2 separate regions of the Homo sapiens genome follow, and region 1 is linked to region 2. The links are chromatin contacts, found by Hi-C or POLR2A ChIA-PET in ENCODE. All regions are on one chromosome and are shown on one strand. The core of a region is the stretch at or near the end of the contact, and the rest is flanking DNA. Distances in the headings are between cores, read along the strand shown. Region 1 overlaps GRB10 (growth factor receptor bound protein 10). Region 2 overlaps COBL (cordon-bleu WH2 repeat protein).

Region 1 (5,524 bases), core at 1,351-3,850, 490 kb before region 2:
AAGCAGCACCAGCCTCATAGTGTTGCTATGACATGGATTAATGAGATACCCTCTTGAAAAGATCCTGGCCCCTGACACGTGCCCTCCCTGGGACGTGCTTGGATCCACCGTGGATCTGGGAACAAGGCAGGCTCCAGCTGAAGGCCTGTGGACAACCACCGAAGGGTGCAGGGGCAGGACCCTGAAAGCTGCTTCCAACTCAGGATTTCAGTTCTGAGAAAGCAAACCTCATGACCAGTTAAGATGCAGCAGGAACAATTCAGTCAGAAAAGCCACCCCTCAAATCCTCAATTTCTTTCTCTCTACTGCAAAAAAGCCCCTAAATAGCAAATTGTTTTTAAAAATAAAACGGCAATATTAAAGAGGGCATAATTATGTCAACAGCATGAAACTCTGTCTTTTTAGAGTTAGTTGGGGGAGGAATGGTTTGCAAAGCTACCCAGGCCTCTGGCTGGCTTGGCACTGAATCCCGTTATAAAAGCCCTGAAGTGCTAATAGAAGGTTCCACTGTTCCCAGACTTTCTGTTGTCACTTTTTACATATTCACTGCATAGACAAAAAAGCAAGAGCTTAATTTTTTTTGCAAACTTAAAGGAAGAAGTTTAAGAACAATTGGAGTTGAAGGTAGATCATTATATCTCCACGGCCCCAAACTCCACTCTGGGGCACCTGGTTTTTTGTCTCAGTGGCCCCCACGGGGTTGTTGTGTGTGTGGGAGTCATTCAGGCCCCTCCTTGCTGTCAATCTTAGCACAGACCCTCACTCTTGCTTCCTGCCACAGTCTTAGACCTTGCTCTTGGATAACTTACAGGCTCAGGGAATCTCATGACTGCATCCAAAAGACCTCCTGACTGGCTGTGAGTCTTTGCTCAAGGCTCAGCAGTAATCGCCTTGTAAAAATAGCAAATGGGGCACTCTCTTTGTCCTCTTCGAGCCCTCTGCAGCATAAGATGTCCCTGGACAGACGGCCCAGCCTCCAGGGTGCACACACTGACCCACAGTACCCGAGATCCACACCTACCCTGAGACCTTCACACAGAAACCGAGACATCTGAGGGCTTCTGGGCCAGCAGCTCTTGCGACCAGTTTCATCCCAGTGCTTAATTATGATCTAGCATACTTTTTAGTTCAAAAGCTCTTTTAGGATGTAATGTAAAATGGAGTTTTTAGTAACTCTGGTAAATACTCGTGGTAAATGTTTTGGAGAAGCCAGGTTGTAATCACAGGGCCAAGTGGAGGCATTCACAGGGTAAGAGAAATTATCAAAGCAGGCAAAAGGTCCCGAAGACGTGATATGAGGTTGTGCATGTGGATGAAATCCTGTTCTGGGTGACCTACCCTACCCTACCTGGCCTCCGAGGGGCCTTGAGGAGAAAGCAGGAAGACTGCTGTGCCAGGAAGGCAAAGGAAGCCTTAACTCCACGCACATGTCTCTGCCCCTTTGACAGGAGGTGGAGCTATTTCTGGAAGGCAGAAAGCTTGCCCGATGTCACAGAGGTGGAAAGTACTGGAGCCAGGATCTAACCAGGGCTCCCCGCCCTGGCTCTGCTTGCCTTTCTTCTCCACTGCAACCCACTACCCAGCGTGTACCAGGTGGGCTCCAAGGCTTCACACAAAAAGGCTTTTGATTCCATGTGGCCCTGAAGGCCTCAAATTGGGCAGACCCTGAAGCCTGGAGGTTTGGGGTAAATTACATTTACTTCAGACTAGGGCATAACCAACCAGGGTAGGCTAAATTAATCTCACCAAAAAGGAATGTAATTCTGCCATTATTTTTAGTTCTGTTTTAAATTAATGATATTATTTCTTGATATAAGGGATAACTGAAGCACTACACATGATTATATGGCTCTACTCACCATAAAGAGAACACGCATAATAATCCTGTTCAATTATAGTGACTCAAACCTACTTAAAAAAAATGTGCTTAATAGCCTGCATTGTCCCACCTGAAGTGTTTTGTTGTTAGCCTGGGAGCAGTTCAGTGTCCCCCACCACAGCTGAGGCTTGACCCTGAGGCCTGGTCTCAGCTCCCCAGGACGCAGCACACTGCCCAGGGCTATGGAGATGAGACTTGTGGCCTGATTTCAAATACTGGAGGAGCCCCCACTGTCTGAACACAGCAAAGAGTGTGGCGCAGGTTCAAGGGGTGGCATGGGAGCCGGGTGCCCCACCCTTAGTGAGACCAGACCCAGAAGGGTGTGGCCTGATAGCCTTGGTTTCCGTTGCAGGGAGTCCTGAGGTCCTGAGTACCAGGAGCTCAGGGCAGTGCGGATGACTTGGGAGAAGCCTAGCTGGTTGGGCCAGTTGCTAGGGCTGGATGCTGGAGGGAGAACCACAGGGTTGGGGGAGTGTGAGCTGGCAGTCTCCAGGGCTACCTGCTGGGCTAAGCATCCCAGTTGCTCCTCCTACTGAAGAGACTCTGTTGCGCAGGAAAGGCAACTGTGCTGCACACTAGAGGGTTGTCCCAGTGGCCTGAGAGGTGTCCCTAGACCCCCGCCAAGGTTGGTGCTTGTACCTGCCCTGGAGAGCCTGGTCACGGGCTTGCCAGACCCAGCCATACCCAGCTCTGCCGCCCCCAGCCAGGGTGGTGGCAGAGTGCAGGACGGGATCCCTGGGAATCCCGCCCATGGCCAGGGAAACCCTGGTATTTCCCCACATCAACAAAGGCCAAAAATTCCACTGCTATTATTGCAACTGCCTCTCAACTGCAAGCGCCACCTACTGGCCTGTAGGGTGAACTGCATAACTCAAAGTAATTCCTGCTGACAGTATACAGCGGTGGGGGATGAGATAAGCCTCCTGAAACCTCCACCTCCCCATTTCTCTGTAGGAGACAGTGAGTCTGACCACTGGTCCAGCACACTGTTACTACAACCTACAAACAACTAGCATTTGAGAAAACCACTACACTAAAGCTATCTATAACCAAGTAATTCATAAAAGCCTTGGCCCCCTAAAACTACAGAGAAGCCAAGACAAAGGAACTTAACCAACATACAGAACAGTCACATCCTCAAGGTGGGGGAGGGAAGAAAAAATACCAAGCAAATGAAAGTAAATTCAAAAATAAGTAGTGACCGCTTCTACAGATGAGAAGAAACCAACACAAGAACTCCAGCTCCATGAAGAAACAATGTTGTGACATCCACATTAGCCCTCTAGCAATGGCTCCTAACCACAATGAAAACTTTGAAATGACAGATAAAGAATTCAAGATATGAAGTGTAAGGAAGCTCAATGAGAGCCAAGAGAAAGTTGAAAACCAACACAAAAAAACCAGAAGAGTAATTCTGGAGATGAAAGATGAGATAGATATATTAAAAACAAACAAAACAACAACAACAACTTTTGGAAATGAAAAGTTCACTAAAGGAATTTCAAAAAACAGTTGAAAGCTTCAACAATAGAGTAGACCAAGCAGAAGAATTTCAGAGCTTGAAGACTAGTCTTTTGAATTAGCCCAGATAAGAAGAAACAACAATTTTTTAAAAAAGAATAAAGCCTTTGAGAAATGTAAGATTATTTAAACCTAGGACTTATAGGTATTCCTGAGGGAGAAGAAAAAAAATAAGTTTGGAAACATATTTAAGGGAAATAATTCAGGAAAATTTCCCCAAACTTGCTAGAGATGTAGATATGCAGATACAAGAAATTCAGAGAACCCATTAGAGATACTACAGAAGATGCACATTCACCAAAGAATGGTCATCAGATTAATTCAAGGTCAACATGAAAGAACAAATTTCAAAAGCAGTTAGATAGAAGTGTCAAATCACCTATAATGGAAATCCCATTAGACTAACAGTGGACTTCTCAGCAGAAACCTTACAAGTCAGAAGAGACTGGGGGTCTATTTTTAGCCTCCTTTAAGAAAAAAGAAACGTAAGTCAAGAATTTTATATTCTGCCAAACTAAGCTTCAAAAATGAAGGAGAAATAAAGCCTTTCCCAGATAAGCCAATGCTGAGGGAATTTGCCACTACTAGACAAATCCTACAAAAAAATTCTCAAAGGAGTTATAAAAATGGAAACAAAAGGATGATACTCACCATCATAACAGCATACATAAGTAGACAAAGCTCACTGTATAAAGCAATTACACAACTGAGACTACAAATAAACCAGCTAACAACACTATGACAGGAATAACACTTCAAATACCAATATTAATGTTGAACATAAATGGCCTAAATGTTCCATTTAAAAGACATGGACTGGCAAACTGGATAAAAAAACAAGACCCAGCCATCTGCTGCCTACAAGAGACCCACCTAACGGCTAAAGACACCTACAGACTCAAAGTAAATGGGTGGAAAAATATATATCATGCAATGGAAAACAAATGTGAGCAGGAGTAGCCATTCTTATATCAGATAAAACAGACTTTAAGCTAACAACAGTTTTAGAAAAAGAGACAATGAAGGGCATTATATCATAAGAATGCATTCAATACAAGAGGACATAAATTTTGGAAATACGTGTGCAAGCACCAAAGCACCCACATTCATAAAACAAATACAACTACACCTAAAAGAAGAGAATGACAGCAATACCATAATAGTGGGGGGCTACAACACCCCACTGACAACAGTAGACAGGTAACTGAGGCAGAAAGTCAACAAAGAAACTCTGAACTTAAGCTAGACCTGATCAAATGGAAATAATAAACATTTATAGAACATGCTACCCAGCACCTGCAGAATATACATTTTTCTCATCTGCACATCAAACAAAATTGACCAGATGCTTTGCCATAAAGCACATTTCAATAAATTTTTTAAAAAATCAAAACCATATCAAGTATCTTCTTGGACCACAGTGTAATAAAATTAAAAATCAATACCATAAGGAACTCTCAAAACTGTACAAATACGTGGAAACTAAAAAACGTGCTCCTGAATGACTTTTGGGTAAACAATGAACTTAAGGCAGAAAAAGAAATTTTTTTAATGAAAATAGAGACACAACATATCAACACCTCTGGAATACAGCAAAAGCAGTGCTAAGAAATAAGTTTTATAGTGTTAAATGTCTATATCAAAAAGACAGAAAGTTCTCAAATTAACAACCCAATGTCACACCTCAAGGAACTAAAAAAACAAGAACAAAACCCAAAGCTAGCAGAAGAAATGAAATAAAGATCAGAGCAGAACTAAGTGTTATTGAGACCCCAAAAAACAAAACAAAACAAAAAAACCCACAAAGGATCAATGAAATCAAAAGTTGGTTCTTTGAAAGGATAAATAAAATTGATAGCTAGCAAGTTTACCTAAGAACAAAAGAAGATTCACATGAGCACAATCAGAAATGAAAAAGGTGACATTACAACTGATACCACAGAAATACAAAAGATCATCACAGATTATTATGAACATCTCTATCCACACAAACTAAAAAACCTAGAGGAAATGGATAAATTCCTGGAAACACCCAACTTCCTGAGATTGAATCAGGAAGAAACAGAAATCCTAAATAGACAAGTAGGGGTAATAAAATGGAATCAGTAATTATAAAAATCTTCC
Region 2 (5,308 bases), core at 1,970-4,469:
ACATAAAAAGGTTAAAACATACCTACCAAAGTTACAGGGACATTATCTGACAAATACAGAGATTCTGTCAGTTTGGTTATAAACTAAGTTTCCCTGGTGATATTATTACCTCTTCTAAGGTACCATAGTATTTAGGCTACCTAATCTAGGTTCTCATTACCATATATATCCTAGTGATATATATGGCGACACATTTTCTAATAGTTTAAATAAAGAGGTAGCTCAATACTAAGGGAAACATTGGTTTTGTAAGTAACAGCTATAAAACCATCATCCTCTAAGAACCAAGGGAACCAAATTATTTTTGACAAACAAACTCACAGCTGGCTTGTGAGGGAAGTCCATTTACCTTGGGCCTGTGTTTGTAAAGTAAAAGGAGGAGGGAGCGAAGCTGTGTTCATGATTCAAGGCCCTTTTCCTCTAAAATTAGACACTGCACCACGAGCTTCTCTAATATGGAAACTGGGTAGTAAGTAAAGTTTTTAAGAGGAAAAACAAGATTTTTGTATCACAAATACAGGTCAAATGTCTGTGGAATTCAAGTCTTTATAGTAAGCCTGTGTGGTCCTCCACATCAACGGGTCAAATATTATTTAGATGTTCACCAAATTATTCCCATGACAAAACCATTCACTTAAAAATATTCATCAATATAGGACTTAAAATATTTGAAAATCTTTACTATTTTTGTAAGTACTATTACAAATTCTATTAATACATTAACTCTTCAAAACCTTAGTTAAGTAGATAGGTAAGGATATTATTTGACTTCTAAGGAAATAGAACTCAGAAAAGTTGATTGGCAAGTCCTTTTGAGTGACTTGCCCAAAGTTGTACAGAAGTTGTGAAAGGATGAGACAGACCACACAGCCTCTAAACCAGTAGATCTCATTAAATACAAGATGTCTGTTCTTAATTGTTGGCTCCCTCAGCAAAGATATGCTACATGCTTTCAGATTTTTGGCCACAGTCCTGTTTGGCAATCTTAATATATTGAAATAAGTAAATATAATAAATATGGTAGTATAGAAAAAATAGAAAACAACAGAATCCTTTATAACTCTAGCTTGCAAGGATCAAACAAGGGGGTCAAAACAGTGTTGTCAAATGGTATAACATACAAAGGAGAAAGAAAATACATGGAGAGGGAGGGTAAATGGCCTAAAATATAAGTTATTTCACTGTCAAATAAATTTACCCACTAAAAATGTTTCAGGCATCAGTGAACCTTCTTAGGTTCACTGAAAATATTTTACTCAAAAATATAACACACGTAAGGCATTTGGAGAAACTATATTTACCATATTTAAGTAAAAAGATCTTACTTAAGGTTATACCTTTTAAAGGAAGTGGTTAAATAATTTTTTAAATTTTATCATTAATTATGGTAAATACACATACTATAAAATTTACCATCTTAACCACTTTTAATTGTACAGTTCAGTAGTGTTAAGTACATTCACATTGTTGTGCCACCAATCTCCAAAACTCTTTTCATCTTGTAAAACTGAAACTCTACCCATCCCACAATAACTCCCCAATTCCCACCCCCCAGGCCCTGGCAACCATCATCCTACTTTTTGTCTCCATGAATCTGACTACTGTAAGTGCCTCATCTAAGTGGAATCACATGGCATTTGTGTATTTGTCTTTTTGTGACAGGCTTGTTTCACTTAGCATGATGTCTTCAAGGTACATCCATGATGATGCATGTATCAAAATTTCCTTCCTTTTAAATGTTTAAGTATTTATTTTTGTATTATTACAGAATAATATTTCATTGTAAACAAATGAACAAACCACAGTTTATCTATTCATCCATCGATGGACACCTGTGTTACCTCCATGTTTCAGCTATTATGAATCATGCTGCGATGAACATGGGTGTACAGGTATCTGTCTGAGGCCCTGCTTTCAATTATTTTGGATATATGCCCGGAAGTGAAATTGCTAGATCCTATGGGGAATTCTATTTTGGATTTTCTGAGGACCTGTCATACTGTTTTCCACAGTGGCTGCACCATTTTACACTCCCACCAACAATGCACAAGGGTTCCAATTTCTCTACATCCCCGCCAACGCATCTTTTCTTTTGTGTTTTTTCTCATAGCAGCCATCCTAATGGGTATGAGATGGTATCTCATTGTGGTTTTGATTTGCATTTCTCTTACGATTAGTGATGCTGAGCATCTTTTCATGTGCTTGCTGACTTGTATATTTTCTTTGGAGAAATGTCTATTTAAGCCCTTTGCTCATTTTTTAATTGAGTTGTTTGTTTTTTGTTGTTGAGTTGAAGGAGTTCTCCATACAACACATCCCTTATCACATACATAATTTGCAAATATCTTCTCCCATTCTGCGGGTTGCCTTTTTAATCTGTTGACTGTGTCCTTTGGTGCACAAAAGTAAAAGCTTTGCAGATACTAAAATTTTGTAAGTTTGGTTGAGGAGTAAATCAAATGTCTTTGAAGCTGAAGGTTAGTTAACCACAATGAACCCAGAGCAGTCAAGGCTGAGTTCAGAATGTAAGTTCAAGACGAGATGGTGCCTAGGAGGCTCTGCACCCAGCTTCAGTTTCCAAATCCTGAACAGTGCCTCAAAGACAGGAATTGGATCTTTTTACACTGCTGCAAATTTAAAATCCTGATTTATATTTGAAAACCCACTTTTCTGATTGTGGATTATCAAGGTGGCTGGACAGAATCATGAATATACATATAAAGTTGCAAAATGTAAAGGTGAGAGAAATAATGAACTCACTCTTCCAGCAGTTTCCCTTCATAGTGAAAAACATACTGACTGTTGACGTGACTGACAGGCAAAACCAAAGTGACAAAGTATGACGAAGTACAAGGATAAGAACAGCATACTTAAATGATGGATATTTGAACAGCATAACTCTCTAACACAAAGCCAGCTTCCCACTTCCTCCATGTTGCTAAACTGTCAACGTGCAGGAGAGTGGCGAGCTCACCTTTCATTTTGATTTTATCACAGAGAGCTCCCATACAATGTCACACTCTAGTGAGTGTTAAAAATACTTAAGACTCTAATCTCCTTCAAACAACACTTGCTTCTTTAGCCACAAGTGTCAGAGAGGAAACGATCCACAAACAAAAGGTAGACGTTAAGCAACTAAAATAGCTCCAGCTTCCTTTCTCTGCACACTGGCGTTAGCTGCCCGGCTATTTCCACCAAGGAGGATCCTTGCAGCCTGGCTGTTTTCACAGGCTCTGCAGTGGGAGGTGCCACAGGTTCCCAGGGATGTTTGTGTCGGACAGGAACTCGGCTTCCTTTGTGCCTCTGAACACAATGCTGTCCTCATCTTCACCATCTCCAGGATGGGAGGAGGCAGCTGGACGCCAGAGATGATCTCTGCAGCACTTCTATTTCCCCAGTATTTTTAGAAAGGTTGTTTTGTACCATCATAAGTGTTGTTTTTTCGTCTCCACATTGTAGAATATAAATACAACCTATACTTGGCTGTTTATTACAAAATGCATTAGTATCAATTCAGTTATTTAGCTCTTTGCTAGTTTTGTTAATTTACTAAAATGGCAGATATGCTTTACATCTGGCACATTTAACATTTAAATGTCAGGCCAGGCACAGTGGCTCACACCTGTAATCCCAGCCCTTTGGGAAGCCGAGGTTGGTGGATCACCTGAGGTCAGGAGTTCGAGACCAGCCTGTGCAACATGGCAAAACCCTGTCTCTACTACAAACACAAAAATTAGCAGGGCATGGTGGCGCATGGCTATAATCCCAGCGACTCAGGAGGCTGATGCAGGAGAATCGCTTGAACCCAGGAGGAGGAGGCTGCAGTAGGCTGAGATCGCACCACTGACTGCACTCCAGCCTGGGCGACAGAGCGAGACTCCATCTCAAAAAAAAAAAAAAAATTGAATGACATAATTATTTTTGTAAAATGTAGACTCAAAGACAGTTTAGTTAGGCCTGAAAGAATCCTACTTGTTTTATTTGTTGTCCCTATCAAGACTTTTAAAGTCTCATAACATACTGTATGAGCAGACAGACAGATTTTTGGAAGTTGGGTAAAGCCAAAACAAAAGGAAGCATCTCAAAAAACAGGCAGATATCCGTATCTGAGCAAAACTGACAGATATATTTACAATGTATTTGGCTATGCCTACAGTAATGGCTTGGCAGTTCATGCCTTTTAACATGAATTTGACATGGGTTCCAGACTTCTTGAGTTTATGTATATTTGGAGCTGGCTAGCCTGATGAAGTTAACCCCATTTACTAAGTAGTTCCATCAAGGGAACAGAGTTCTACAGAACAAGAGCCTTGTATCCCTTGTCGCTAACTTGCCAGTTTTGCTTAATTTTTTTGACAAGAGGCCATGTGTGGAGGTGAACCAATTCTTTCATTTTCTGCCAGGATGTTTCAACTGCAGTAGGACTTTCTGCACAAGCAGAACAGGCTGCTGAGAAAGAGCACCATGAACAGACAGTGCTAAGAAAACACTCCAGTGAAAAATTCAAGGAGGCTGTGAATGATGGAGCAGGGGTACATTTTTCCTTCAAGAAGATGCATACAATTGTTTTTAAATCTTTGAGTTTTGATTCTCAACCAGCAAATGCATGACTTCCCTGTCAATGACGAGTAAATGAGTCAAACATTTTCTTCATTTCAGAATCTCTATGTCTAACAAGATCATGTTGAAGTGACTCATTGCAGTGCTACGCCATGTGACAGCACCATGCCACCTCCTCACCCACATCACCCCAGGCAGAGGCTGCAGAGCCACAGTCACCCTGCACCCCCCTCTGCCAAGTGTTACACAACTCTCTTGGATTGAATCAGCATCAATGCATGATGGCTCCATGCAGAAAAGACATCAGACAGGCCCATATTCTGTTGCTTACTGGCAGTAGTAGCAGCCCTGGGACCTCACTTTCCCTTTGTAAACCTCAGTGTCCTCATTGGTAAAATGAAGATAACAGAACCTGCCTTATAAGGATATTGTAAAGATGAAGTTATATGAGATGATGTGCATAAAAGTCCTAGCAGAGTGCCTGGGATGCAAGAAGAACTGAACTGTTGCTGGGTCTCTCTAATTGCTATTGTGCTTAACTTGGGACCTGCATCATGGGACCAGTTGGCCGACGACTGGATGACGGTGCCTTTGCTGTCTTCCTGCTGGCCAGTGTACTTCCACATGCAATTTGTCTGGCACAATGGCCTTTCATTAGCAATCTAATTCATTAGCAATTGGAGATTAGCAATCTCCAATTGATTTAGCAATTAAAATATGACCAGCAGAGATGAATAACTTCTGTCTG

Evidence for each region. A loop is a pair of places that touch in the nucleus more often than their neighbours do. ChIA-PET counts read pairs that join two places held with the same protein, here RNA polymerase II (POLR2A). Pooled maps may share reads with other maps.
Region 1: a pooled map shows a loop between it and region 2 (4-fold over the local background). The contact joins two enhancer-like sites. A Hi-C loop is called at or near these places in 3 of 50 pooled maps. POLR2A ChIA-PET finds 5 or more read pairs at or near these places in 2 of 52 experiments (MCF 10A and activated T-cell).

Annotation. Positions count from the first base shown.
Region 1 is chr7:50,630,376-50,635,899 of GRCh38, forward strand. The region is part of intron 7 of GRB10 (growth factor receptor bound protein 10); the gene reads right to left. Among named protein-coding and RNA genes, the nearest start is that of DDC, 68 kb to the left of the region's middle. Within about 2 kb of position 2,601, at least 3 of the 41 ENCODE cell types and tissues checked have a DNase peak (open chromatin) inside an H3K27ac peak, as active enhancers do.
Region 2 is chr7:51,119,097-51,124,404 of GRCh38, forward strand. All of the region lies in intron 6 of COBL (cordon-bleu WH2 repeat protein), which reads right to left. Among named protein-coding and RNA genes, the nearest start is that of COBL, 200 kb to the right of the region's middle. Within about 2 kb of position 3,220, at least 9 of the 41 ENCODE cell types and tissues checked have a DNase peak (open chromatin) inside an H3K27ac peak, as active enhancers do.